Regions from separate parts of the Homo sapiens genome. Here region 1 is linked to region 2. Evidence: read pairs that join two places in POLR2A ChIA-PET (ENCODE). Cell type or tissue: OCI-LY7. All regions are shown on one strand. Links, peaks and the distances in the headings refer to the core of each region. The heading gives the core; the rest is flanking DNA. Region 1 has its middle 63 kb from the start of RBM15-AS1. Region 2 has its middle 11 kb from the start of KCNA10.

Region 1 (15,294 bases), core at 10,135-15,134, 220 kb before region 2:
CGGGAAGACAGGCTTGAGAAGTTTCTCCCGTTCTGCTCATGTGGCTGGCCCTGAGATTTTATTTTTTTTTTTTTTTGAGACGGAGTCTCGCTGTGTCACCCAGGCTGGAGTGCAGTGGCGCGATCTCGGCTCACTGCAAGCTCCGCCTCCCGAGTTCACTCCATTCTCCTGCCTCAGCCTCTCTGAGTAGCTGGGACTACAGGCGCCCGCCACCACGCCCGGCTAATTTTTTGTATTTTTAGTAGAGACGGGGTTTCACCGTGGTCTCGATCTCCTGACCTCGTGATCCGCCCGCCTCGGCCTCCCAAAGTACTGGGATTACAAGCGTGAGCCACCGCGCCCGGCCTACCCTGAGATTATTAAGCTCTTTCTTTGCTGCAACAACCTGCTGTTCTCATTGTTTTCTTCAGGGCAGCAGGCAAGAAGAACCCATCAGTCTGTGACAGGGCCATCTTTTCAGAAAGCAAATCTCCCTGGGCCTTCCTGTAGCCTGGTATTTTGTTTTTTTCATTCAGGTTTATTAAAGTGCAATTTACACCAAGTAAAATACAACTCAAGATTTTTGACAGACACGTCAGTTGAGTAACCACCACCACAATCAAGATACAGAACAATTCCATCACCCCAAAACATTCTCTCATATACCTTTAAAGCCAACAACTTCCCCCATCGCCAGCTTCTCACAACCACCAATCTAATCTGTGGTGGTTTTATTTTTCTCCCCTCTGGTTTCGCCTTTCCCAGAATGTTACATAAATGAAATCTGGAGTCTGGCTTCTTTCACTCAGAGAGACTCAGCCATGTTGTTGCAAGCAGCAGTAGTCCATTGCTAGGTAGTATTCTGAAGTATGGATGTACCACAGTTTATCAGTTCACCAGTTGAAGGACATTAGAGTTTCAAGTTTGGGGCAATTATGAATAAAGCTGCTATAAACATTCATGTAGAATTTTTATGTGAACATATGTTTTCATTTCTCCTGGTAAATACCTAGGAACGGGATTTATGAGTTGTAAGGTAAGTATATATTTAACTTTTTTTTTTTGGTTACCAGATCTCAGGCAAGAGGATATATTTAACTTTTAAGAAACTGCCAAACTGTTTTCCAAAGTGGCTGTATTATTTTGCATTTCTCCCAGCAGTGTGTGACAGATCCAGTTATTTTGCATTTTTACAATGTCAGGTATTGCCAGTTTCCCCATTCCAACCTCCCTCCGTTCTAAAGATGTGTTACATGGCACTTTTGTGATCTATTTTTGTGCTGCTTTTTCTCAAGTGGCAGTCCTAGAAGGCAGGAAATGGGATTTGTTTATTTCTATATTGCCTACACAGAATATATCAGGGTAGGAGCTCAATATATCTTTAACACATGTATGAATGAACACATGAAGCTTTCTAGGTTGCTTGGCAGTTTCTAGAGGACAGAGCTACTGATGCTCCATCCTTCTCACCTGGAAAAACACTGACGTCCAACTGGCTTCCCTTGGTCATGAGCAGTTCCTGATCTACCTCTGTCCTCACCCCTTGTTGAAGTCATGCCGCCCTCAGACTCTCCTCTCTGGGTCCTTTCTGTTTGGATGTTGCCTGCTGCATTGGCCTCATTCCTCTGGAAATAAGCTGAGTGCAGAGAGGACCTTCCCCTCCAGTACCAAGTTATGGTCAGCAGATCCCTCAGGGAACAAGCTACTGGAAAGATTTAAGGACTGCGTGATTAAGAGAGGGAACAGCCATGAAAAACAGTTGCATCTGCCTGAAGATCAAACCAAAGCTAAGGAGTTGGATGAGGCTATACTAATAATCTCAGGGTGGACTTAGAGGCAGCCTGATGACCCTGTCCACATAGGCACTGCGAGTCTTACAAGTTGTCCCCATATGTGTCTACTGAACTTCTTTAGGGAGATAAGCTGCTGACTGGAGGGTGTGAGCACAAACCAGGAGGCTGAGCGAATGACCTTCAAGAAAGGAACAAACAGGTGCAAGGGAGCTGGTTGTGAGGAAGATAAATAGAAGCAGTATGTGCAAGGGAAACAAGGCTACAAAGGTGGGAAGGGATTGCCTCCAAAGTGGGCCTGGCTCTTCTCACCCAACCACACTGCATCAGAGGTGAGCAGCCTATCAGGGCCTGAGGTCTGAACACAGGATGCCTGGCCTACCCTCAGTTGCATTGCATTTTTCAGCCCCTGCAGACTGGCTCTGCGGTGGCCTCAATTCAGAGGTACACATTCCAGGACATTGGAGGAGTCTATTGATGTGGAAGATCAGCTCTTCAGTAGATTTAGACCCTGGGGGGCTGAATGGAACCCTCTTGAAAGATCTTTTCAGGAAGGCTTGGAAGCCAATGGAAGGATCCTGAGGATGACAGTTCTGGAGAGGGTAGAAATAGAAAACAAACAAACAAGGAATGACTCTCCAGAGTCAAAGGCATGCAATTCTCCTTGTGTGAACTGGCAAGGGCTAGATGCCACTCAGACCCTGGAGAAACTGAGCAAAGAGAAAAGAGAGGTTAAACCTTCAGAGGTGGGAAGGTTGTGAGAGTTCAGGGCATATTCCTGGAGGTGAGTATAGCTGAGCACTGATGGTGTGGTTGGGTGAAAGCTGGATAACAGAAGGTCAAGAAGAAAAGAGCACTAAAGATCATCTACTCCAAATTCCCTCTTTATACAGGGGAGAGATCTGAAGCTTAGGGTGGGGAAGGGATAGCCCACAGTTACATTGCTAGTTAGTAGTAGAGCTAAAACTGGAACCCAAGTCTCTGGACTCTTGAGAGTAGTTTTGAATCCTGGCAGCTCATTAGAAAAATCTAGTCTAGAAAATTTCTCTTAAAGAGCAAAAAGCTAAGTATGGGAAGCAAGACTCATGTGAACCCAGATCTGTTTGGACTGGTTTATTCCTATCCCAAATACCTGCACTTGTGTAGCCTCTGATTACAGGGGCTTAAGCTTGTGAGTTCAGTGCCAGCAGACAACTTTCTCATTCTTTAGAAGGCCATTCCAACAAAAAGTGGGCTAGCTGCCTCTGGAAACATTTAGGTCCAGTTTTGCTAGGAAGCAAACAATCATGTGGGGGCTGTTTCTATTGCAGGGTGGGGAAGAAGGGGGTTGAGGTGTGAGGTTGGGGAGGAGACTGTCCCCATCGCATGCTTTGGGAATCTTCCCTCTTGCTGCCAACTGTACAGTGACTCTGAAAAGCATCTGAAAGAGGAGGAGGAGGAGGCTCCGTTCACACATGAAAGGCTAAGACTCACTTAGGTTATAACACACACTCACCCATAATTACCCCATATTCCTCTAAATTGTCCACACCATGATGGACAGATCCCCCCTTCCCGCCACAATTTTCCCTAAAGTTGTGGACCTCTGATGACCTCGAAACTGATCTAACATAGTAATTTTGTTCTGGGGTACCTGGCCCACTCCATCTTCTTCTGTGATCTGTCTTGGATTGTAAGCCCTACTGAAGGGACCAGCTGGACTGCCTTATGTGTTCTATGTGACCATCCAGCTACAGCTGGTTGGACCAGAATCAGATCCTGTCTCAATGTTGAACAATCTATTGGCTGGTCAGCAGCCAATCAGATTCACCCTCTTGAGAATTTCAAGTATGTGTTGCACAGCCAGAATGCAATCAGAGCTCAAAGGTTACTGAGGGTTGGGAACTTTACCTACAATCAATGCTGTAAACAGGCTGAAGTCATTAAGAGGCAGAGATGCTTCTTGAACAAGCTGCAGAGAGAAAAATGGCCCAAATGTATGAACAGATGAGACCATAGAGACACCATAGAGGCCCCAGAGAAAGAGAATCAAAGAGAGGGACTATAAGTCATTTCAAAGAGGGCTTGGATGGCTATGAAACCAGAGCTCTTAAGGTTATAATAAGATTGAAATTTTCCATAGGATGCTGTAGTCACACAATAGTGCTGTTTTCTTGAGGAGACAGAAGACTTAGCCACTCATAATCATGACATCTCATTCATAATAATCCATGATTGGAGGTGTGGGAAAGTGAATAGGTATCTTACAGTTAGGGTGAGAGAGGAAAAGAGAAAAAGAGGGGTTGGGGAGAGAGAGACAGAGAGAGGATACCTTGAGCCCTAACAGTTCAGATTTCCCAGATGCAATTTTCAAAATGATACTGGCTGCACTTTATTTCCATGAGCTGTCTTAGAACCTTACAATGACTACCTTGTTCATTTTGGTTTGCTTTTCTGTCCTTTGCATGCAGTAAATTCATCCTAAAATTCATTTATCTAAATGTAATCTGATTTCCTTGTATTATAAAAATGCTCACTCCCAAGTCTCCAAGGGATAGTCCTGGAGTTGGTTGTGGTGTCTATGTAAATCTCCGCAGTTCCCCTGACAATTGGCCTTGGCAGAATGAAAGACCATTAAGAAGCTGAGCAAGGAGAGGAAGGAGGAAAGCTTCACCTCTGTAACTGCATATAATGTTTCCTGGAGAAAAATGGACCCAGGAGCTGAAAGAGGGCATCTAGTTAGAGCTACAGAGTGCCTTTCATTGACCTGGTGTGGTCCCTAGAGAGAAAGTGCTGTGTGTTTCCTCAACTGGTTCCTTTACTCATTTATTGTACATAGATATGGGCCTGACCCTAGGCTTGGTGCTAAGGAAGCAGATAAATACAACACTAAACCTTCACTAAATCATGAGTTTCTGCTCATGGTTTAGTGGAGACACTTTGGCATTCTATTGGTACTGCAACAAAACAGTCTGCCTTCTGTGAGAGTTATTTATCTCTGTGTCAGTCTCTTCTTTGAGACGAAGAGTCTGGAAAGAACAGGGACCCTGGGTTATCATCTCTCCTTCCCTCCGCTGACACTAATGCCGAGCCTGGCACTCAAAAACTGACCAGAGAATTGGCTACCAGGTTTGGGCTGTGGATTTGAACTGTGTTGCTCCTCCCTGCCCACTGATGGCCACCCTGGCCCTCTCCAGCAAATCGTGGAACTATGTGCTCCTGGTCACAGTGGGAGGCTAAGGAGCATTGAGGAATGTGGGTGAAACCACTCAAATTCATTCTGGGGGAAGAGCTCAAAGCACATGCCCACTGGATATGGGTGAGTGGTGTCTGTAGGGAGGTGCCCTGGAACTTATAGATAAAGCCACTCACCTAGGAGTAGAGCAGGTAGCAAAACTAGTTGTCTCTAAGTTCTCTGGATGCCCTGAGTTTTCTGAGGGAGTCATCCAAATTTCAGAGTCTGCACTGGTGGTAGAGAGGTCTCAAAACACTCCCAGAACCAACCCAGGAACATAAGGAGCTTCCTTAGGACTAAAACGTTATTAAGAACTTAATGTGGAAGTCATAGACAGAGCAATCAGGCAACAGAAAGAAATAAAAGGCATCCAAATTGGAAAAGAGGAAGTCAAATTATTTCTGTTCACTGATGATATGATCTTATATCTAGAAAGCCCTAAAGACTCCTCCGAAAAACTCTTAGATTTGATAAATAAATTCAGTAAAATTTCAGGATACAAAATCAACATACAAAAATCAGTAGCATTTCTATATGCCAATAAAACTCAAGCTGAGAAGCAAATCCAGAACACAATCCCATTTACAATAGCCACCAAAACAAAATTACCTAGGAATATATTTAACCAAGGAGGTAATACTATTCAGCCATGAAAAAGAATGAAATCCCAATGAGGAAAACTACAAAACACTGATGAAAGAAACTGTAGATGATATAAACAAATAGAAAAATAACTCATGCTCATAGATTGAAAGAATTAATATTGTTAAAATGACCATACTGCCCAAAGCAATCTACAGATTCAGTGCAATCCTTATCAAAATGCCATTGTCATTTTTCACAGAATTAGAAAAAACAAGCCTAAAATTCATATGAGACCTAAAAAGAGCCCAAATAGCCAAAGCAATCCTAAGCAAAAATAGCAAAGCTGGAGCCATTACATTATCTGACCTCAAATTATACTACTGGGCTATAGCAAACAAAACAGCATGGCATGATCATAAAAATAGACACAAAGATCAATAGAACAGAATTTAAAAACCCAGAAATAAAGCCACATACCTACAGCCAACTGATCTTTGAAAATGTCAACAAAAATATACACGAGGGAAAGGATACCCTTTTCAATAAATGGTGCTGGGGAAATTGGATTGCTATATGCAGAAGAATAAAACTGGACCCCTGTCCCTCACCATATACAAAAATCAATTCAAGATGGATAAATACTTAAATGTAAGGCCTGAAACTACAAAAATACTAGAAGAAAACCTAGGGCAAACTCTTCTGGACATTGGTCTAGGCGAAGAATTCATGACTAAGACCTCAAAAGCACAAGCAATAAAAACAAAAATAGACAACTAGAACTTAACTGAAATGTTTCTGCGCAGCAAAAGAAATAATCAACAGAGTGAACAGACAACATGCAGAATGGAAGAAAATATTTGCAAACTATGCATCTAGTAGGATACTGATGTCCAGAATTTACAAGGAACTCAAACAACAACAAAAGCAAAAAACAAATAACCCCATTAAAAAGTGGGCAAAGGAAATGAATAGACATTTTCAAAAGAAGACATACAAATGGCCAAGAAGCATAGGAAAAAAATGGTCAACATCACTAATCATCAGGTTTTAATGCAAATCAAAACCACAATGAAGTATCATCTTATACTAATCAGAATAGTTATTATTAAAAAGTCAAAAAAATAGATGTTGGTGAGGATGCAGAGAACAAGGAATGCTTATACACTATTGGTGGGAATGCAAATTAGTACAACCTCTATGGAAAACAGTATGGCTATTTCTCAAAGAACTAAAAATAGAACTACCATTTGATCCAGCACTTCTACTACTGGTTATCTACCCAAAGGAGAAGAAATCATTATATAAAAAAGATACTTGCATTTGTATGTTTATCACAATAGCAAAAATAGGGAATCAACCTGAGTGTCCATCAATGGAGGACTGGATAAAGAAAATGTGATATGTATATACCACGGAATACTATTCAGCCACTTAAAAAAGAATGAAATCAGCTGGATGTCCCTGTAATCCCAGCACTTTGGGAGGCCGAGGCGGGTGGATCATGAGGTCAGGAGATCGAGACCATTCTGGCTAACACAGTGAAACCCCGTCTCTACTAAAAATACAAAAAATTAGCCAGGCATGGTGGCACACGCCTCTAGTCCCAACTACTCAGGAGGCTGACACAGGAGAATCACTTGGACCCGGGAGGTGGAGGTTGCAGTGAGCTGAGATCACGCCACTGCACTCCAGCCTGGGTGAAAAGAGACTCCGCCTCAAAAAAAAAAAAAAAAAAGAAGAATGAAATCATGTATTTTTCAACAAAATGGATGGTACTAGAGACCATTATCTTAAGTGAAAAAAACTCAGAAACAAATTCAAATACCATATGTTCTCTTATAAGTGAGAGCTAAATAATGTGTACAGCTGGACACAGAGTGTGGAATGATAGACACTGAAGACTCTGAAGGGTGGGAGTGTGGGAGTGGAGTGAGGGATGAGAAATTGCTTAATGGGTACAATGTACATTATTCAGGTGAAGGTTACACTAAAAGCCCAGACTTCACCACTATATAATATATCCATGTAAAAAAAGCTGCACTTATATCCTTTCAATTTATACAAAAAAAAAAAAAAAAAAAAAAAGGACCTTAGTGTTCTGTGACCTTTATACGTGAAGAATGGGTTAATAGAAATAGCTGGGTTTTCATGGTGTTCAGGCAAACAGGACACCAGGACCAGAGAGAGAAAGAGAATTTCAGTGTCTGCAGCTTTTTCAGAAGGAGAGGGAGCCCTGCCTAGTCCTCATGGGTACCTGGACTTCTTGGCAGGACTTTTTCTGGAGTGAAGACATAGGTACCTAGCTCCCATGGCATAATATATTGACCATCAAAAGCATAAACCAACCTCCTGTGCCCCACATTCTGCCTCAGGACCATCCAGTCCAGCCTGTTTGGGTTCTATTTCTCATGACAATTCTGATTTACCATCAATCTCTTAGGAGGCTCATTGGCATGTGTTAGTCCTATAGGGCATCTAAATGCAAGAGCATCATCTTCAGGCAGAGAGAGCAGGACATTTTGTATTCAACACATCTTAGAACAGCCCCAGGAGCTTAGTATCTCATGCAGGAATAGTGTTATCATGTCACCAAGCCAAAAACAAACTAAAGACTGACAAACATGGACCTCCAAGGGGAAGACTGCAAAAGTGAGTTGATAACAGACAGTTGCCCCCAGAAGTTCTCAACAGTGCTGAGAGCCGGGTCATATGTATATACCAATACCACCCACACATTTTTCATTATCAGAGACTCAGATTTTACCAAATTGCAAAGGACATATAAACTGTCTTCTGAAGCCTCTGCTTTCAGCATTACCTTCCACCCCACATCCCGCTGAAATCTAAATTTAGCCATCTGTTTTCACCATTCCAATAATCACAGGGACTTAGGCTTACTTGATAGGGGTGATAATGTAAGTGAAGTCAAGAAAGAACACACATCATTAAAAATGTTCAGGGCCAGCCAAATGCCTTTGAAATCACTTGCTTTTTAGCTGGAAATGTGAAATAGCATAGTGGCAGCAGGTCTTGATGCCCTCATCAGGAAGATAATAGAAATGTAATGCTATTCCCTGTGTCACTTTTAATGCCACGGGCAACTCTGGGCTCTAACAAATTAGCATTGGGAAGTCCTTTTCTTTAAGAAAGAAGAAAATAAGTTTTATTGGTGAAATGGACAGCCCACCACATTTCTTATTCCATCACCTTACCTGTCCCTGAGATAGCTCATCTGCTACCAACCTTGGAGCTCTTCCTCTCTAGATGAAACTTAGGGCCTTCGTCTTCCTTCAATACCAAGATCTATAAAGTCTGACATTCAAGTCAGTGGCACTGCCATGGGAGCTGAGAGTGACAGTGCTTCTATCTCCAAAACCTGGTACACGCTGTTCTAAACCAGATTCCAGGAAGGTCGGAGTGGGAAGTAACATCATAAAAGGCCCCAGACCCAGTACCCCCAGGAGAGGGGACAGAAGCAGAGCCCTCCTCCAATTAAATGTAGGCTAACTCTAAAAGGTTTTATATAGCTGTGCAAAAGTTGTATGATCTCACTAGGTGCAGATTTATAAGACCCTTTCTTTTTGTGTGGGGTGTTATTAGAAGAATTCTTGGGCTGGGCATGGTGGCTCATAGGCCAGGCACACTGGCTAATGCCTGTAATCCCAGCACCTTGGGAAACTGAGGCAAGATTGCTTGAGCCCCGGAGTTTGAGAGCAGCCTGCGCAACTGGCGAAACCCCATCTCTACAAAAATACAAAAAATAGCCGGGTGTAGTGGCATATGCCTATAGTCCCAGTTATTTGGCAGGCTGAGGCAGAAGGATCACCTGAGCCCAGGAGGTCGAGGCTGCTGTGAGCTATGATCGCATCACTACCCTCCAGCCTGGATGACCGAATGAGATCCTGTTTCAAGAAAGAAAAGGAAGGAAGGAAGGAAGGGAGGGAGGGAGGGACGGAAGGAGGAAAAAAAAAAGAGAATTCTCCAGGGAGAGTCACCAAAGAACATACTAAATGTCCCTTGGGCAGATCACCTTTCTGGACCTCAGTTTCTTTATCCATAGATTGAGATGATATGAGTCAATGGTTTTGAACCAGGGGTGACTTTGCTTCCTGGGGACATTTGGTAGCATCTGGAGATGGAGGTGTTTTGGGTTGTAACAATGAGAGGGAGTATGCAGTGCTACTATCATCCATGGATGCTGCTGATCAGCCCCCAATGCACAGGCTCTGTGTGCCCCAACAACAAGCAAGTATTTGGTTTAAAATATCAATTGTGCCAAGGTTGAGAAACCCTGGAGTAGATGATTTCAAAGTTCTCTCCCACTTATAAGAATATCTTCCCTTTGGTGTGAGTATTAAAAACCCACGTGAACATGTATAATTGGGATCCCTGAGTTTTAATGGCAAGGCCCAAAATTTATTTCAGGTACCAGGAAGGTGCCCTGCTTCTGTGCCTACGTCCTGAACTCACCTTCCTAGCCAAGCAGACCCAGGGCCATCTGCTGCAATCGTATCTGTCATCCCGGGGTCAGCAGAACACCCATCATCATGGAAGGCATTCCCAGCTAGAGAAGCTTGATGGGAAGTGGGGACAGAGGTATCACTTGTCACTGGGCTTTTCTCACTGCCAGGTTCCTCTCATTATCTGGTGAACTCTGTTCCTGTCTGTCAGCATGCCACTCAGGGGCCCAACTGCAACCTTTCTTCCGTCTCATGTCTATTTCTTTCCTCTTCTGGGACTTAGGTCTGCCGGCTCTGAAGACTCACCTTCCCCAGGGGTGGGGAAGCTCTTCATCACTCCACCCACCAGGCTTGGATTCATAGTCCTAAAGAGATTCAAGTTGTGGGCTTTTCTTCCAGGATATAAATGCAAGGAAAGGCTTGATGTGCATATCAGTGGAACATCTGTGCCACTTCTCTTTCCTGCACCCATGGCAGACATCACTAATCATCACAAAACCTTTCCCCATTGAGCTGGAGCATGGCTAAACATGGCTCTCTACAAAGCCACTTCCAGTTGATAGAGTCGGCATTCTGATTTTAACCAACTCGCCATCCTGTTCTCTGAACCATCCAAGTGAAGATAATAAGGGTTGGGAGAGATAATGAATGAAATGAGATTCTCAACTAGATTGTAAGTTCCTTGCGGGCAAGGGCAAGTTCTGTCTCATTCACTTGTCTGTCTCCAGTATACACAGGAGAGACCCAATAAACATTTGTGGAATGAATGAAGAGCCTCCCATGTGGTCTCCCTGAGATGCACACTCCCCACCTGACTCCCTAAAATTGGAATGGACTCCAATTCATAGCTTTCCATCTGGACTAATGCTGGATAGAGTGATCCTGGGAAAGGAGAGATTTGAAAGAGCAAAGATGATATAGTGAGCTCTGCTCTCAGATGTAAAAGGGGAATGCAGGACTGATGTTTTCCATTATTCCTGAAAGAGTGATAATGGCTATGAGAGAGAGCTTTGAAAGAATCTGGTACCTGTGTCACTTCTCCATGTTAATTTTTTTTTTATTATCCCCTTCCTGGTTCCCTGTGGGCTTTAGGAATTTTTTTTTTTTTTTTTTTTTTTTGAGATGGAGTCTCACTCTGTTGCCCGGGCTGGAGTGCAGTAGCACGATCTCAGCTCGCTGCAACCTCCACCTCCCGGATTCAAGCGATTCTCCTGCCTCAGCCTCCCCGAGTAGGCACCCGCCACTACGCTCAGTTAATTTTTTGTATTTTTAGTAGAGACGGGGTTTCATCATGTTGGCCAGGCTGGTCTCAATCTCTTGTGATCCACATGCCTTGGCCTCCCAAAGTGCTGGGATTACAGGTGTGAGCCACCGCACCCGGCTGGAATGTTTAGGCTATCATTTATTGAGTGCTGTGTTCCATCAGCTTTGTAAACATTGACCCACTAGATGATCACAATAGGTTGGTTCTCTTTTTAACCATTTCGCAGAAATCGAGGCACAGAGAGGTTAATTACATGCCTATGATGGCCAGCTAGAGGGCGACTAAGTTCAGGTTCATACCTAGGCCAGTGTGCCTCCAAAGCTGGTCTTTGTAAAGCCCTTCAAACAGAGAGATTCTGCGTGCTTGTGCTTGGTGGCCACAGGGTGGGAGGAGATTGTGCTCTGTCTCCCTGCCAAGGTTGAAGACTCTGGGGGAGGGAGTGGCAATGGGAGAAGCTAAGGGAAGGTGTCTTCCCTGAGACCTTAGGGAAGGCGGAAACAAGTCCCGTGAAATTGGCCTGGATAGGAAACAGGTCCTCAGTCTACAACTCTGCGAAACCCCTGAGGACAGAGGCCCAGCTCAGAGGCCCAGGTGAGTCTAGCCTGGTCCGCTGCCCACAATCCCCTAATCTCCTGCTACACCATCGCCTAGTTATCTACCCCAACATTTGGGTGGCCAGATTTAGCAAATTACAGGATGGCCAGGTAACTTTGCAATTCAAATAACAACAAATTTTTTTTCAGTATAAGTATGGCATATTTGGGACAAATACTAAAAAATTATTTGTTGTTTATCTGAAATTCATATTTAATTGGGTGTCTTGTATTTTATGTAGCAATTCTATCTACCATCCTTGGCCACCTCCCACACCATCCCCTGGTCTGCTGCCTTGCTATTCCCAGTGGAAATTCCTGGCCCCACGTAGACCAAATTGCTGTGTCACATTCCCTACCCAGAGCTGCCCAGTGATCTTTACCCAGCTTAGTTTCTCCAGGAGCCCTCCTCGAAGCAAACAGTTGCATCCCTGAGGACAGGACCGTGAGCATCCTGCCCCAAGTCACTCAGATCCTCCTGGGGGTATTAGGTTCAGGCTCCCTGTGGTGGTGGTGGTGGTGGTGCGGGGGCTTCTGGATAGCAAGGTAAAGAAGCTAATGAGACAAGAAACCTTGCCTCATAATTTGGAAAACTTCATCACTTCCCTGGCTCTGGGCCAAAGCAATCATTTTAAGGTGCTTGGAGCGGGGAAGGGGGACTGAGAGGAGGGTGGTTTGCTGTGGGTTTCTCCTCCCAGACTTGCCAGCTGCAGACAGGATATGGTTAATGAGCTGTGGAAGCAGAATTCACCCAGGAAATGATGTGGGGCCACCCTACACCTGTTTCCAAAGGCTGTGGAGCTCCAGGCTTGGAATGAGTGAAATCTGAAATCTTACTACCTATTTGGGGGCTCCCACTCCTCTCTTCAGACATAAATACAGAGATGGGAAAGGACTTGACAGGAACCCATGGACTGAGGAAGATAGCAATGGGGGCGGGAAGGGGGAAGGGGAATTAGAGGAGCTGTGCTTTCTTTATCTGACTCCCCACATATGTAAAAACACACACACACACACACACACACACACACACACATACTGCACTTACAGCTCAGGAGCTGGGGAGCTGAGCTCTCATGCCTATTCTGTGGCTCATGGTGAGCCAGTTGCTTCCCTTGTCTAGGCCTCAGTTTGCTCATCTATAAATTTTAGGAGAAGGGCTAGAATCTCTCCGGCCCAGCCTGCAGAGGTCCAGGAATTTGGTATCCCCACCTAAGTATGATCTCTCTGAGAGCAGGGACTTGGCTTCAATCTCATGGATGACTGATCACTCAGAACCCAGCCAGCCTCAGGGAGAGTCCAGCAATGCTGGCTTCTGCTGCTGCTGCTGTCCCTAGACCTGAAGACTGGCCACAAAACCAGAGGCATTTCCCAATGTGTGAGCCGGGGCCTTCCCAGGCTGCGCTGGCAGAGGCTGCAGGGGAACCAGGAGCCTAAATTCCCAAGCAGGCAAATTACCCACTGAGCACCCTGCACCCTAGTGCCTAGGGACCAGTCCAGGAGACAGGGCAGAGGAGGACACATCTGCCAGGTGGCTCCCAGGGTCCCACCCCCGAGTCATTCTCATACTCAGTGCCACTGTTAATGCCTTCCGCTTTAGCTTAATTAAGCCATCTGCCCACATTAAATGGTAAATTATCTCAATCACTCCCTGGATCCCAGAGGGGAGAAAGAGATGAAAGGAAAATGTCATCCCTTGAGTGGAGCTGGAGGACTCTGCCCCACCTGTGATGACTTCTCCCTCAGTGAGAGACAGCCTCCAGTGTTTACAAATCCTTCTGTGTCCTTGAAAATCTAACTCCACCTGTCATCTCTCTGCTTCTTTCTCTTCCTATAGGGAGGAGCGAGGCTCTTACATGTCTGACCATGGGTAGGAAAAAAGATGAGAGCTTTTCTGTTTTTCCTCTACCTTAGGGGTGCTTGAGTGTCTGTAATGTTGCTCTCTTCCAATAAGCCTGTTATTTTTGCACCCCTGTCAGCTCTCAGTTCTGCTGAGGAAGCACTGTGCTCCCACTGAAGTGACCTGTGAACACCACTCTGCTCTGCAGGCATGTGGCCAGAGGCTGGAGGATGGAGGGATCTCATTACAGGCATCTGTGGGTAAGTGGGGAGGTGTCTCCCAGGGTAGAAGCACCTTCTTCGAAGGGTTGCTGTGGACCAGGGGATGGCCCTTGCTTGGCTTTGCAGTTCCAGACATTGGATTTATAAGCATGCTCGTAGTTGTTCAGGTTCAAGAACCATTGACTTACAGTCACTAAATCCCTAAGAGACTGATGAACCTGAGTCCAGTAAAAAACTGGGAGACATGACTTAAGAGAGATTGACTCACAGTCACTAAACTTCTAAGAGACTGAGTGTCTTGGTTCATTTTGTGTTGCTATAGCAGAATACCCAAGGCTGAGTAATTTATAAAGAAAAGAGGTATATTTAGCTCATGGTTCTGCAGGCTGGGAGGTTCAAGAAGCATGGTGCTGGCATCTGCTTGGCTTCTGTGTGGGCTTTCTTGCTGCATTAAGACATGGTGGAAGATCAAAGGGGAAGTGGACATGTGCAAAGAGGTAAATTTCAAGGAGTGTCCTGGTTCTATTAAAGCCCACTCTCAAGGGAGCATTCCTGTGAGAACTAGTTCAGTCTCACAGAGAGCAAGCGCTGACTACCACCAACCATTTATGAGAGATCTGTCCCCACCTGTCACCGGGCCCCACTTCCCAACACCGCCACATTGGGGATCAGTTTCAACATGCATTTTGGTGGGGTCAAACTCAAACCATAGCACTAAGGAGCCCACGGTAAATGTAAAATGGTGAGTATTCCTACCAAGTATTCCCTTTTTGGTACCAAGCTTACCCAGAAAACTAATAATCAGAAGATTGCTTACTGAGTTCAGAACAAAGAGACATTAGGTCAGGGGATAGGAAATTGTGATTAACGATGTCTGGTCCAGAGCCACTTGTCTCTCTCAGTGGAAGTGGAGACACACTGACTGGTTGTATTATTTGACTGCCCCTTTTCTGGACGCCTAGCAGACCCAGATCTTCAGTTGCCCTAGGCTTCCTTCAGTCAGACTGGGGACTACTGACTGGGCCCCAGCTCTCTTTAGCTACGTTTAGTCCTGACGACTTTTTTTGGACTTGGGTACTTCCCAGTCTCTTCATTATGCATTTACAAAGCATCATTTAGAGTGGGTCTTTTCTATGAATTGTTAATGCTTAGCTGTTGTACTTTCTTGAAAATGACTGAAGTCCCAGGTTCTGTTAATCTCTTTCTGTAGCTCCCTAGCTACACAGTTATTTTATGAATCATAAGTCATGCCCCCGGATCTCAGACAGACTTCATATGCTATTTCAGGGCACATTGGGCTTCTGCTGAGGCATCACTAAATGGAACCACTTGCTAACTGTGTTACTTT
Region 2 (14,984 bases), core at 1-5,000:
AGCCAAGATTGGAAGCTAGGCCATCACAACTAGACACTCCTCCTCCCCACAAAATCCCATGACCTGCCCACCAAGCCTCACCATTTCCTTTACTGAGAATTGTTTGTACAAAAGGAGAGAGAATATTTGGCTTTTAGATATCTAAGCCAGGGAGAGGGCAAGAGAAGGAAAGAGTCACCTTCAAAAACTGGAACTGTCCAAGCCGGTGGTGGCCCTGGAGTCCCAGCACTGGCATCTGAGTCCACCCTGGGGGCTTGATTCCACATGGGCAGGGGGTGTCTGGTCATCAAACCCAGTTGTCTGGGGAGGATGGCACTGCCTTGACACTAAGTTTTAGACAAATAAGTAAAAATGTTTTGTCCTTGCTGTAGGTGGTAGTTGTATGGAACTCTTGTCTGGATGTAGTGGTAGTCTGGATATGGAAATAAGTTTCTAAAAATTTAGATAGGCTGGGCACAGTGGCTCACACCTGTAATCCCAGCACTTTGGGAGGCCAAGGCAGGTGGATCACCTGAGGTCAGGAGTTTGAGGCCAGCCTGGCCAACATGGCGAAACCCTGTCTTAACTAAAAATAAAAAAAATTAGCTGGGTGTGGTGGTGGGTGCCTGTAGTTCCAACTACTTGGGAGGCTGAGGCAGGACTCTCTTGAACCACTCCAGCCTAGGCGACAGAGTGAGACTCTGTCTCTAAATAAATAAATAAATAAATAAAAGTTTAGATAAATTTCAGGATGTCAGACTGGGTTCTTTTCCAGCCCTGTCACTCATTAGGCCACGTGACCTTGGACTTTCTGGGTCTCAGTTTCCTCAACTTAAATTAGAATACACAAGAACTTCCCCCAGAGGACTGTCACAAGGAGTGAGATAATGAGTGTGAAAGTGCTTTGTACAAGATATGCTACGCAGGAGTAGTATTATTATTAGAGGAATGTGAGCGTGCTGAGAAACATTCAGCACCTGGGAGGGCGGGCCAGGGAGGACAATTGTACCTCCCTACAGCCTGTACCTTGGTGGTAGGAAACTAGGCTGGGTGGTCCAGGGGTTGACCCAGTGTGGGAGACCTTATATTTTCATGTGTGAAAAGGCTCACAGCTCTATTCCAATGTGCCCCTTTCATTTCACCCATGCCCTCTGCTGGTCCAGCTCCACACTGGCAAATTGAGATCACATCCTATAACATGCATTACCCCCTGTGGTTGATAACCTTCCAAAATGGCCTCCAGTAATCCCTGCTTCCTGGTCAGCATGCCCTTGTGTAACCCTCTCGTCTTGAGTGTGGACTGGATTTTGTGACTTGCTTGTAACAAATAGAAGACACCAAAGCAATGCGTTTGGTTTGCAAAGCCCGTGGATTCTGTCTTGCTTGTACTCTCTCTTGCTTGCTGTAAGGAAGCAAGCTGCCATGTTGTGAGTGGCTCTATGAAGAGGTCCCTGGAGCAAGGACCTGAGGATGACTTTCAGCCAACAGCCAAAGAGGAATTTCCTCCGCCTCCAGTCCAATAGTCCAGGAGAGACCAAATCCTGCCAACAACCATGTGAGTGAGCTCAGAATCTCCCCTCTCCCGCTGCAGTGGAGTCTTGAGGTGACAGAAACCCTACCCAACATTTGGATTGCAGAGAGGCCGAGAGCTCTAGGAACCAGCTAACCTGTGCCTGTATTCACTCCCAATTCACAGAAACTGTATTCACTCCTGATTCACAGAAACTGTGAGTTGTAAATGTGTGTTGTTTTAAGCTATTAAGTGTAGGAGTAATTTGTTACATGGTGATAGATAACTAATGCACACTGTAAAGTGTCATTTGACATTAAGGAACTGCAGCATCATTACAATCTCAGTTTACTAAATACAACTGAATATCAGCTCTGTGCCAAGCACATGGTGCCTTGGGGTTCTGAGGCCATGACGATGAACGAGGCAAGACCCCAGCCTCCAAGATCTCACAGAGGGCAGGTAGACACCAAATGGGCAAAGTGAAGAGCGGAGGAAGCAGAGCAAGCCTCATGCAGGAAGGGGTGTTTGGGGTATCTTGAGGGATGAATAGGATTTCAAAAGGCAGAAATAAGGTGAAGGGTATTCCATGCGGGAAGAAATGTGGGTGGTGCAAAGCGTTTTCAAACATGTGACACTGAGCTGATCACAGATGAGAAAAAGTTGGACAGATTCAGTTCCTCTTTTCTGCATGAGGTTAGCACTAGGCAAAATTGGGAAGCTGCATCTTTACACAGCTTGCAAGCAATGGTGAAATAGAACAGAATGGTCAGGCTAGTGTGGGACCTGTGGCATGTGGAGGCGGGGGGCCATAGAAAGGAAGGGGGACCCCATAACCTTTACCTGCCTGGGTAAAGTTACCTGGGCTCAACCATCCTGGCTCTCCTGAGACAGCACTGCTAGTGGAGGTGGCTTCTGGCGGAGGAGCATGGAGACCTGCAGCCAAAACCCTCAGTTCGAATCCTGGCTCTGCCAAGTTGCTAGTTGTAGCATCTTGGGAAATTACTTTGACTGCTTTGCGACTCCATTGCCTCATCTGTGAAATGGAGCTAATTATAAATCCTGCCCCACAAGGTGTCATGAGACTAAGTTAGTTCATTTACATTAACTATTTTAGAATAGCGCATGGCATGCAATAAATATGTTACTGGTATTTTTTCAAGGGGCACAATCTGATCTTTGTATCATCCCTTTTTCTTTTTCTTCTTCCTTTCCTTCCTTTATTCCACAAATACTTGTTGAGCAGCAGACACCGTAGTGGGATTATGCACCAGACACTGTGTGGGGATTATCACATTAAAGAGACACAACCATGACTCTCAAAGGGTTCACCACCTTCAGGCGGGTTTTTATCCTAGGCTTTAGCCACCTTTCACAGAGTGTGGGCTGAGCAGAAATCTTCCGTGGAAGGATCAGGCCACCGTCTACCTGCATTCTACTTTGCACAGCACCTTTTACAGTTTGCTAAGAAATATCATGTATTATCTTATTTAATTCTCACAGTCATATTGGGAGCTTGGTATTGTTTGTCGTTGCTATTAACAAATGGAGGAACCGAAGTGTAGAGTGGGTAAAATAATTGTCCAAGGTCATGAAGCCTTTGGTGGCAAATTAGACACAAATATTTCCCACGATGTCAACAGTTCTTTTAAACAGGCTGAGGGTGAGACAGATACCTTGTGGAGGATTCAGGTCCACCAGGCAGGGAGGTCTGATTCCCCAAATGGGGGCCTCCTGGGGTGCCGGTGTCTGGCTGGGCTGCCCGCTGGTTCTGGACTTGGAATTCAAACCATTTCAGAATTCTGAGGCATCAATAATCCATTTTAAAGTTAAACAAGATGCCACTGTAAGAAGACATTTTTAGTCTCAGAGGGTGGCAATCTGACTTCCAGATTCCAGTGAAGTCCTTTCTCCAGATGGACGTGTTTGTCCAATCCATGTCCATCATCCCCCTGCATGGTGGAAGGCACCACAGGGCGTGGAGGAAGGGTGGAGGATGGCGAAGAGGGTGTGCATGTCGTGTGGTGGGGATTTAGTTCTTGACTTCAGGAGTCCTTTTCTGAGAGTGCAAAGCAGGAATCAGGACATTAAGAAATTCTAAAAGGTGACTCAAGCAGTTGAATAAAAGCAGCTTCATTTTATAAATCACCAGTGGGAGCCATTCCAGAACCTACCCAGGTGCTCTCCTGATTGAAAACCAACCAGCTGGAAGAGGGGAGAGAGGGAGGGGAGTAGACCCCAGTGCTGGAGACTTGTGAGGCCTGCCCAACACCACCACCCCCAACCCTGCTCTGCCCACCCACTCCTTGCCTGCCATGTCTTCCCCTCTGTCCTCATTGCAGGGAGACAGGGGGAGGTCAGGGAGGCTGGCTGGGAGCCCGGCTTCTGCTCCCCACTCTAACCTCTGCCACCGTCATAGGACAGCTCTGTGGTGGGGTGCCCTCTATGCCCATGGGCGGTGGTGGGTTCCACTGAGGAGTCGCTGCTGCTAAGCCAGGGAACATGATGTCGTGGGGCCCACACAGGCTCTGACAGTGCTGGTGGCTGCTGCTTTTCCTAGCTGCATGACTTCAGGCATATGACAACGTCTCTGAGCCAGTTTCCTCATTTGGACAGGGACGATACTAATGCTGTGGGTTAAATTTACACCCCATGCCCCCTCCAAAAAAGATGCACTGGAGTCCTAACCCCCAGTACCTCAGAATGTGATCTCATTTAGAGACAGGGTCTTTACAGAGGTAATGAAGTTAAAATGAGGACATTACAGTGGGCCCTAATCCAATATGATAGGTGTTCTTATAAAAAGTAGAAATTTGCCACGCCTTTAATCCCAGCACTTTGAGAGGCCGAGGTGGATGGGTCACGAGGTCAGGAGATCGAGACCATCTTGGCCAACATGGTGAAACCCCGTCTCTACTAAAAATACAAAAAATTAGCCAGGTGTGGTGGTGCATGCCTGTAGTCCCAGCTACTCAGGAGGCGGAGGCAGAAGAATCGCTTGAACCCGGGAGGCGGAGGCAGAAGAATCGCTTGAACCCGGGAGGCGGAGGTTGCAGTGAACCAGTGAACTGAGGTCGCGCCACTGCATTCCAGCCTGAGTGACAGAGCAAGACTCTGTCTCAAAAAAGAAAGAAAGAAAGAAAGAAAGAAAGAAAGAAAGAAAGAAAGAAAGAAAGAAAGAAAGAAAGAGAAAGAAAGAAAGAAATTTGGACAGAGAAACAGACACATATAGAGGGAAAATGGTGTGAAGAGATACAGGGAGAAGATGGCCATCTACAAAACAAGGAGCCAACCCTGCTGGCACCTTGCTCTTGAACTTTCAGTTTCCAGAACTGGGAGACAATACATTTCTACTGTTGAACCCACCCAGTCTGTGGTACTGTGTTATGGCAGCTCTAGCGAGCCAACACAGGAATACAACATCCGGCCCATAGGAAAGACTAATGTTCCTTGGGGTGGCAGGGAGGGGTCCTTCTCCTGTCCTGCCCCCATTTTCTCAGTTTCTGAGAAGCTGTTCTTGGCCAGGTCCTGCTCAGCGGGAGGCAGCTGTGGTGTCAGGGAAAGGCCTCAGGCTCGGGTCTCTGCTCCAGCACTGAGTAGACGGTGTGCTGGGGCAGGCATTGACCTTTTCAGAATTTCTGTTTTATCAACTCTAACCTGGGGCAAATATGAAACCTCCCTGAACAACTTGCAGGGTGGCTGTGTGGTTCAAATGAGATAACCATATACATGAAATCATTTTATAAACCACATTGCATTAATTTCTGTGGCAGCTGTTTCTGTCATAGGAGAGAATTCTGAGATTGACAGAGAGGTGTCACAGACGAGCTTGGGAACAGACATTCCTGCTTTGCTAGGAATTCGATGCTGCCCTAAGGGGCCCACGGTGGCAGAAGGCCAGTAGCCTTGCTCACAAGTGTTGCTAGTACTGCCTCACCTTGGGTTCAGGTATGCTGCTACCAAGTGGCAACAGGAAGCCTGCTTACATTTTGAACCTTTTTCTTGAGATGCCATATGTAGGAAAAATACTATTTATTTAGTGCCTGTTCTATGAAGTGGGCTTCATATTTGACAGTTTTTTTTTTTTTTTGAGACGGAGTTTCATCCAGGCTGGAGTGCAATGGTGTGATCTCAGCTCACTGCAGTTTCCGCCTCCTGGGTTCAAGGGATTCTTCTGTCTCAGCCTCCCAAGTGGCTGGGAATATAGGTGTGCACCACCATGCTGGCTAATTTTTGTATCTTTAGTAGAGATGGGGTTTTGCCATGTTGGCCAGACTGGTCTCCAACTCCTGACCTCGAGTGATCCACCCGCCTCTGCCTCCCAAAGTGCTGGGGTTACAGGCCTGAGCCACCGCGCCCAGCCTCATTCAAGCTTTTTAGAGAAGCCCCTTCCATTTCCAATGTGCTTGACCTCAGGTCCCCTGGCCACTTGCCTTCTATTCTTTGGTGTGTTATCCCAAAGACGAGGAAGAGAGCCATAGAGCCTTGCTTCTTTCTCCACAATGCAACAAGGTTTCTACTTTCTCGACAATGAAGTCAGATGCCCCCTGCCCCCTCTCCAAAGGGAAGCATCTTGGCGCTTTGTTCTTCTGATCAATAGGGAGATGCCTTGTCTCTCTCTGGCCAGAACTGCCTCCCTGACTTGAATTTGTGTCCAATGCTGGACTGACTTCCCTTCTGGGCTGCTAATTCTTTTCCAGTTGAATGTGACAACATCTCCAAGTGGAGCAGAACACTAAGGTGGAAAATGAACTTCTTTAATCAAGCCCTCAGCACTCAGGCTCTGTCCCATGACTGGTCAGAGACTGCCCACACAGGGCCAGTTTATCTTGGGCTTGAATAAGCCGGGGAGTGCGAGGGTTGGCTTGCTATTAACTCAGAAGGAGAAATCACGGAGTTGGAGGGTTTAAGCTGAGGCAGGCCTCAGACCCACCCACAAGGAGGGCGAGGGTTTCTGGCTGATCTGAGAAGCCCATTTCCACTCCTCAAGGGCAGAGAGCCCTCTTAGTTGGCTCTGTATCCCCAGAGCCAGCTTTGGCATCTGGCCCACGGCAGAAACATGGTGAATATTTGAGGAAAGAACAAGAGCATCATCTATACCCTGAGAAAGTTAATCATCCAGTGCACGGTGAATGTTAGTTATCTCCTCCTGCGTGGAGTCTCAGAAAAAAACAGAATGATTCAGGTCTGCACAGAAAATTCCGTGCCAAGAAATTACTTCAGCCCAAACTCTCCAGGTAGATAGGTCGCAATTATTGTCATTGTAGGGCATGTGAGGGAAGTCAGGGGAGCCTCTGATTTGGCTCTCCGGTGGCCTCGGTTCTCCCTTGGGTCGTCCGTCTTTCTTTCCCTTTTTCTGTTTCTTGCTTCATTTGTTGAGCATCTATTAAGCACCAGACACTGTGCTGGGACTGTAATATTAAAGGGCACAGCCATGGCTCTGGCAGGGTTCACAGCCTTCAGGTGGGTGTATCCTGGCTTTATCCTTTCAAAGAGTGTGGGCTGAGCAGAAATCTGCTGTGGAAGGGTCAGGCCACTGTCTACCTGCATCCTACTTTGTGTAGCACCTTTTACAGTTTGCTAAGGCATCTCAGGTGTTATTTTATTTAATTTCCACAATAATCTTGGAAGCCTGGTATTATTTATTGTTGCTGTTAACCATAGAACAACAGGTAGGGGTGGGAGACATGGGGGATGAGAAGGAGATGGCATAGCCACACCCTGAGTTCAGAAGAGCAGAAGATCCCATCTAAAATTCCCAATGATGGCAGCCATTCTCTCCCCAGGCATCTGACTGGCACCTCAGTGATGGGAGTGAAATAGCATTTATTATCTGGTGACATTTCGCAGGCAGCTTTTTACCTCCGCTTCCCCTGAGATGTGATAACAAAAGATTGTCTGATCTTCCTTTTACCCATCTCCCCAGCTCCCTACCACCCCCAGTTCCCTTTCATCCCTGCGTTTGAGGGCAACTGTTCTTCTGTCTCGAGGTTGGGCTGGCCAGAGCAAACATAGCTTTCCCGGGGGAGACCAGGCCATCTTTCTTCCTCTTACTTCAAAGGGGCTTTGGAACGCTCCACCCCATGGGCTGAACAGAATGTATTTCATTTTTTAGGAGGCTGGAATCAGCTGCCGAGAAGGGCAGGGGCACCTTGGGCTCTCCTTCCCTTCCCCATCTCCAGGACTCAGTAAGGAGGGAGGGCATGAAATCTCAGGCTCCTGGGCGGGGCTGGGGAGGCCGGCCTTGTCACAGGCAGGAGGGGCCGCATTCCTTCCTCAGCAGCTGGTGGAGCTGGGCCTGAGCAGGACTTCCCCAAAGGACTGAGAAGGAAGCCTCCACTCTGTCGTCGCTCTCTGGTGAGGGGCCTGCTGAGGTGGGGAGGCCCAGCAGAGTCAGGGTGTGGTGGGGAGGGGCTTCCCCATTGAATGTCCAGAAGAGCTGCCTTGAAGGTTCAGTTGCTCCACTGGAACTGAGACAGAGCCTTCTGAGAGACCTTCAGAGCTGGGGTTTCCCAGAGGAAGGCGTCTTGGGTCTCTTTGCCCTCCGGGAGCCCTGCCCACCAGGAAGAGCAGCCTGCAGGGAGGAAGGCAGGCAGCTTTCTCCTGAGCTGGAGAGGGACAGCCCTGAGGGCTTCTTCCCCTGTCAGAAAACCATCCCCCTCGCTTCTCAGATGGACGTTGGGGAGAAGACGGCAACAGACCAGATCTCAGCAGATCACTAAACAAACCAAAGCTCCTAATACAAAATCAGATTCTCCTCCCACCCCCATATATTCCCTGACCTCCCGGCAGGCTGGCAGGCCTCAGCGCTGGTTTGTCACCCTTAGGAGGGCAATGGTCACAAGCCCAGATGCCTTCTGGAGCTGGCAGGCCAAGTGTCAGGGACACCAGAGGGAGGGCAAAGAGGATGGTGACCTGGAGAGCAGCCTCTGCTATTGTGGTCATCCAGGTTGGCCAAATCTTCTGATTTTCCAACGGAAGTCAGAAATACATTTTACAAAATTTCTGTGATGAAAAATTTCAAGCATACATAAAAGTGGAGAGAATAGTAAAGTGAGCCCCCATAGACCCCACTACCTGGATTCGATGATTATCAAGATTTTGCTGCCCTTGTTTCATCTATCTCTTTAAAAAATAAGATTAAAAAAATGAGAACTCTCCAGGCTTTTAAATGTTGGCTCAAAATTTTGGAAAGCACATGTGAGTTTCATCCTGGGGGCAGCTGCAGGCAATGCTGCTCAGGGGAGCTGGGTTTCTACTGTGGGCCAGGAGCGTATGGGGGCCCTGGGCCAGGCCTCCCCCATGCCCCATCCCAGCTATGCCCCAGGCTTCAGGGCCCATGCCCATAAAGCCTCCAAGGGTCACTGCAGTCACACTTCTCTTGAAAGGGGAATAGGGATGGGAGACTAGGGGTGGGGCAGAGTGAAATCTTACTAGGCATATCGGTGGCTTAATTTTGTCTCTTTAGGGTATAGGGAGGGAGAGCTTAGAGGCGCTATTCTTTAATTCAAAAGATATTTATTGTGCACCTACTATGAGCTATGACGGGTTCTGGGAATATAGAAGCGGACAGACAAAAAATCCCTATCTTTTGGAGTTAACATTTTTATAAGAAATTATAGATAATTAGATACAAAAGTGATTATGTGTATGTGTGTGTGTGTGTGTGTGTGTGTGTGTGTGTGTGTTTATATATTCCTACAGGTTGAGCATCCCAAATCTAAAAATCTGAAATCCAAAATCTTAAAGTTTTTGATTCAGAACATGATGCCTCAAGAATAAAATTTCATACTTGACCCCATGTGACTGGTCACCATAAAAATGCAGGTGCACGACACACAGTGGATTCAGTGTCCTCAAAGCAAAAAAGACCCTTCACCTGCAACACATCTTTTGTGCCCCTTTTCAGATGCACGGATGCCCACAGCGTAATAAAATGGCACGTGCGCAGGCCAGACATGCCAATGGCAGGTTCCCCACAATGCCCCACATGAGGCCAAGATTTACGTGCATTACTCACTGTGTTGTTTTGTTTATTCTCTGCTCTGTGTAAAGATATTGTTGAAAATGTCAAAAAGGCCTGTATGATGCCCTTAGGGTAATGCAAATATTCCAAAATCTGAAACAAACAAACAAACAAACAAAATACCCAAATCAGAAACATTTCTGGTCCCAAGCATTTTGGATAAGGCATACCCAACCCATAAACGTGTGTGTGTGTGTGTGTGTGTGTGTGTGTGTGTGTGTGTGTGTATGTGTATGTGTGTATATATACATACCTGCCGCATGGAGGATGCCTGCCTCCAGGGGCACAAAGGCTGACCAGCAGAGGCAAGCTGAGGACAGTGGAGAGAGGTGACGCTGTGAGCTCTGAAGGTGGAGTTTGGATCTCCAGACTCACTGGACCTAGGATGATGACTGGCTCTGCTGCATTTCTCAGTCATGTGAGCCAATAAGGTCCTCTCTTCTGTTTCAGTTTGAGTTGGATTTCTTTGACCTGCAACCGAATGCGTCCTCCCTAATATATTCTTGCACCAGAGTGTACATCCTCAGTGAGTGCCTGAGGGAGTGTGGGGAGGGAATTCCTGCAAAGCAGAGTGAGGGCTATGCAAGCCCATCAGACCAGCTGCTGGCCAGCCTGTGAGAGCAGCGCAAGGGAACCTTGTGTGTGAGCAGCATTTTGGGCGGCCAAGGCTCCAGGCCACATTGCATTGGCAGGTCTGTGCCCACAAGGTTGCCTCAGAGGTCCTGCTGAGCCTTCCACCTCAAGTGGCTTAACTCCTCTAAGTGGCCTCTGCGTAGTGTGTGCCAGAAAAAGCTTATACAGTGAGGGGTGGCTCAAACCTCAGCCACTCTGCTGTCCCAGAACCTCAGGGAATGATGCTGGCCTGTTTTATGGTATCAGCATCTTTGGTTTGGCTGTGAGTGAAGGTGAATTGAGGGTGACAATATAAAGGTTAGGTTCTTGACCAAGAAGGTGGGGCATAGGACAATTAGGGAACCATCTATGTATAATCATCACCTCAGTTTTGTGCCCCCTCCATTTGGGGTTCCTAGGATGACTTCCCCACTGATATGGTTTGGCTGCGTCCCCACCCAAATCGCATCTTGAATTGTAGCTCCCATAATTCCCACGTGTCATGGGAGAGACCCTGTGGGAGGTAATTGAATCATGGGGGTGGGTTTTTCCCATACTGTTCTCATGATAGTGAATACGTCTCATGAGATCTGATGGTTTTATAAAGGGGAGTTCTCCTGCACACGCTCTCTTGCCTGCTGCCACTAAGATGTGACTTTGCTCCTTATTTGCCTTCCACCATGACTGTGGGGCCTCCCCAGCCATGTGGAATTGTGAGTTCATTAAACCTTTTTCCTTTATAAATTACCCAGTCTCTGGTGTGTCTTTATTGGCAGTGTGAGAACAGATTAATACACCCACAATATGCCACAAAGAAATGTTACCTAACTTTTTGAAGCTTTGGTTTTCTTATCTGCTAATGGAAATAATCCTTACTTTATAGTGGTTGTTAAGATGAAATGAAAAATGTGTAAAGCATTTAGAATGTTGTAATTGTTTATTAAATATGATGTTATCCTCACCACTACTTCTGTCTATGCCCCACATTATTAATTTATTAAATCTTTTTTTTTTTTTTTTTTTTGAGAAGGGGTTTCACTCTGTTGTCTAGGCTGGAGTGCAGTGGCGCAATCTTGGTTCATGGCGACCTCCGCTTCCCAGGCTTAAGCAATCCTCCCACCTCAGCTTCCCGAGTAGCTGGGACTACAGATGCCCGCCACCATGCCTGGCTAATTTTTGTACTTTTTGTAGAGATGGGTTTTCGCCATGTTGCCCAGGCTGCTCTCAAACTTCTGAGCTCAAATGATCTGCCTGCCTTGGCCTTCAGAAGTGCTGGGATTATAGGAGTCAGCCACTGTGACCAGCCTGCCTATGTTTATTAACTCTCTCTCTCTCTCTATCTGTATCTATCTATCTATCTATCTATCTATCTATCTATCTATCTATCTATCTATCTGTTTTTTTTTTTTTTTGAGACGGTGTCTCACTGTCTCCCAGGCTGGACTGCACTGGTGTGATCTCGGCTCACTGCAACTCCGCCTCCCAGGTTCATGCCATTCTCCTGCCTCAGCCTCCTGAGTAGCTGGGACTACAGGTGCCCGCCACCATGCCTGGCTAATTTTTTGTATTTTTAGTAGAGATGGGGTTTCACCGCGTTAGCCAGGATGCTCTCGATCTTCTGACCTCATGATCCGCCCGCCTCGGCCTCCCAAAGTGCTGGGATTATGGGCATGAGCCACCGTGCCCGGCCTATTAATTCTATATTTATACTGTCTTTGAAATCAGCTGCCTTCTGCTTAGGGTCATTCCCTGACTCAGATTGCAAAGGTAAGCCCTATACTTGTTTGGGTAGTGTTAATTGGTCCTCAGGAAAGCTTTTAAAGAATCATAGTTCCTTTCATTTGTGTAGTGCTTTACAGCCCTAAATTGCTTTTAGTAAAACTCCATCACTGAGTCCTCAGCCTGTGAGGCAGATGTAATTTTGTCCATTTTTCAGATTCGGAAGTAAGCTCAAGGAGGTTGAGCACAAGTATAAGAATCAGAGAAATAGGAATTCCAGCAGAGGGTGGGTCCTGAGCAGCCACTCTGGTGGGCTGTGGAGGGCCTGTGATCCCTATTATGCAGGTTGGGTGAGGGAGGACAACCGGTGGGGCCCGGAGCCTGCTCCTTGTTGGGGTGGAGTGGGTGGGGAGAACATTACCATGTTTGCTGCTGGTTAGGTAATTTTAAATCTCTATTTTCTACTTAAGGAAACTGAAGCTCATTGCTGCCCAAGTCATACAACTAATATGAACTTAGCCAGGTCCTTTGACTCCAAGTTTAGAAGGTTTTACCCTTAAGTTTCAAAATGCTTTATGGTTTATAAAACTTTTGAAAAGGGAATGATGAGGCCAGGCGTGGTGGCTCACGCCTGTAATCCCAGCACTTTGGGAGGCTGAGGCAGGTGGATCACGAGGTCAGGAGATGGAGACTATCCTGGCTAACACAGTGAAACCCTGTCTCTACCAAAAATACAAAAAAATTAGCCGAGCGTGGTGGAGGGTGCCTGTAGTCCCAGCTACTCGGGAGGCTGAGGCAGGAGAATGGTGTGAACCCGGGAGGCAGAGCTCGCAGTGAGCCGAGATTGTGCCACTGCACTCCAGCCTGGGAGACAGAGCGAGACTCCGTCTCAAAAAAAAAAAAAGAAAAAAAAAAAAAGAGAGAGAGAGAATGATGAGCATAGCACAACTGTTAATTCTAAATTGCACAGTTCTCTGCAAAGACAGCTGGCATATTATGATGGAAAAGAAAACACAAGCTTTGAAAGCCCTTTGCTAATTGTACCACCCCTTGAAAATGTCTTCTTGTTTCTCTCACGTTATTTGCTTATTTTTACTGTGAAAATTAAAAAGGGCCCTTTTGCTCTATCCAGCATCTTTATTCAGGGGCTATAAAGTGCCTGCCCCACAGTAGGAGCTCAGTAAATCTTAACTCACTGAATGAAGGCCTCAGGCCTTGCTCTGCTCCTCCTAAAGGCAGGGCTGCCCCAGCCTGGCTGCTGACAAGTCCTTTCTCCGCATGGGTCGAGGGTCCTCATGGGTCGAGGGAACATCTTCCTCTCTGTGCTCCACACTGCCCCTCGCAGCCCCGCTCTGCCTTCCCCGCCTCTCTCCTTTTTCTCTGTCAGTGAGTCATCTGGGTGCTCCTCTACAGACAACAGATCTCACTGCAGACAGGAGGCTGGGCAGATGTATGATGGGAGGGGCTCCCATAGCTCTTCTCCTGCTCTGGGTGGCTAAGAAACCGATGACCTAGTGTCGGTGCACAGAGACAGTGACACCTACCCCACTGGGAATGGAGGGCTTGCCTCTGCAGCTGCAGTCACTGGCACCAGCCTGAAGGCAGGGCCTGCTTCCTGGGTATCAGAATCTTATGATTGGGCCTTCTAAGGCTGTGAGGGTAACTAGATTAGCCAAAGAAGAAGTGGCTCCTCTCCGCCCTGCTCTGCCTGTACTCTTCCTGGCAGGGCCTCAGGAAGAGAAAGGCTAGGGCTGCAGGCCCTGGGACTCCATCTTGGCCTCTGGGGTCACTGGCCCAGCCTGTCCTGGGGTCTGATTATTCCACTGTGTTTGCAACATGAGATGGTGTAGGGCCAGCATGTGGCCCTGCTGCTGAACACAGAGTCAGTGGGAAGGAGAAGCCAGAGGCCCCTGGAGAAGCAGCCTCCCTGATCCCAGGAGAGAATCAAGCCTGTCTGCATGACCACAGCTGCAGCTTGCTTGCCCCAGTGGAGACCACTCTGGTTAGGAAGCATGAAGAGACACATTTTGGCATCAAAGAGACCTAGATTCAAATCCCTTCTCTATTGCTTCCTGGCTGTGTGCCCTTGGATCTCTCTAAACCAGTTCCTCACATGGCAAAGTGGGGGTGCTAATATTTACCTCAGAGGGCTGATGTGAGGGGCACAGGGGAGAGGTTTTGGTGTAAAGGATTGTGATGGCATATGCCTGCCAGAGGCTTGTATGTAGGCATGTGGGCTTCTGTGTTAAGGCCGCCCCTCAGGTACTTGAGGTCTTGGGCAAGTAGGTTTTGTAAGGGCATTGTACAGATACACGTTTGCATCACCCTAAATCAAAATGTTATCGTCATTCTGGCACCCAAGTTTGTGTGACTCTGTAAACTGACCAGTGAGGACAATCTGCTCACCAGGCCACCATCCTGGAACCAGAGCCTGGCATAAGGCCTCAGAGGACTCCATAGGTTTGAGGCCTGGAGCTCCATGGGGCATCTGGTCAGCCCTACTCACTTGGGCGAGAGGGGTGGGTGGAGAACTGGAGAGTGCCCTGAAAGGACACTGAAGGGGAAAAATGGGAAGGGAACTTAGAAAATTGTGGGGAAGACTTTCTGAAGTCTGGAACCCTCAGGCTCATGGGCTGGGACAGGAGCCTGCTTACCTAGGTCAAAGGGCAATAATGCCTTGTGTGAAGCCCAGGCTGGATCTTTGCATGACTGGTGCTTAATCAAAGCTTGGGGTTAAAGTGCAAGAAGCGATTTGAGATTATTAGGATGGAAAGGAGATTTAAAGATTACTAAATTCAGCTTTTTAGGAGATAAAGACAAAAGAAAAGAGAAGAGGCTTTCACCCACATCAGCTGGCTTATCATGAAGTGGAAGTTGTGTGGAGGCATCTGAGGTTGCAGCACTGTGTCTTGCAGGATTGTGTGGAGCTGGGTGGCTGTCTGTGTGATGACTAATTTTATGTGTCAACTTGACTGGGCCACAGGGTGCCCAGATATTTGTCAAACATTATTCTGGGTGTGTCTGTGGGGGTGTTTCTGAATGAGATTAACCTTTAAATCAGTAGACTAAGTAAAGCAGGCAGCCCTTCCTAATGTGTGTGGGCCCCATCCAATCAGTTGAAGGCCTGCATAGAACAAA

The links. Peaks named below come from ENCODE experiments on the same cell type or tissue, not always from the same donor. Only the 100,000 strongest peaks of a DNase experiment are listed, where the experiment ranks them.
Region 1: POLR2A ChIA-PET joins it to region 2 with 18 read pairs; 2 of 35 experiments call an interaction of 5 or more read pairs at or near these places.

Annotation. Positions count from the first base shown.
Region 1 is chr1:110,268,670-110,283,963 of GRCh38, forward strand. It overlaps a transcript of KCNC4 not described here and the pseudogene LOC124900436. Among named protein-coding and RNA genes, the nearest start is that of RBM15-AS1, 63 kb to the right of the region's middle. In OCI-LY7, for the core only: CTCF peaks have their summits at 11,559 and 11,782; no DNase peak of the experiment used is centred there.
Region 2 is chr1:110,500,435-110,515,418 of GRCh38, forward strand. No RefSeq gene overlaps it. Among named protein-coding and RNA genes, the nearest start is that of KCNA10, 11 kb to the right of the region's middle. In OCI-LY7, for the core only: no CTCF peak of the experiment used is centred there; a DNase peak (open chromatin) is centred at 2,187.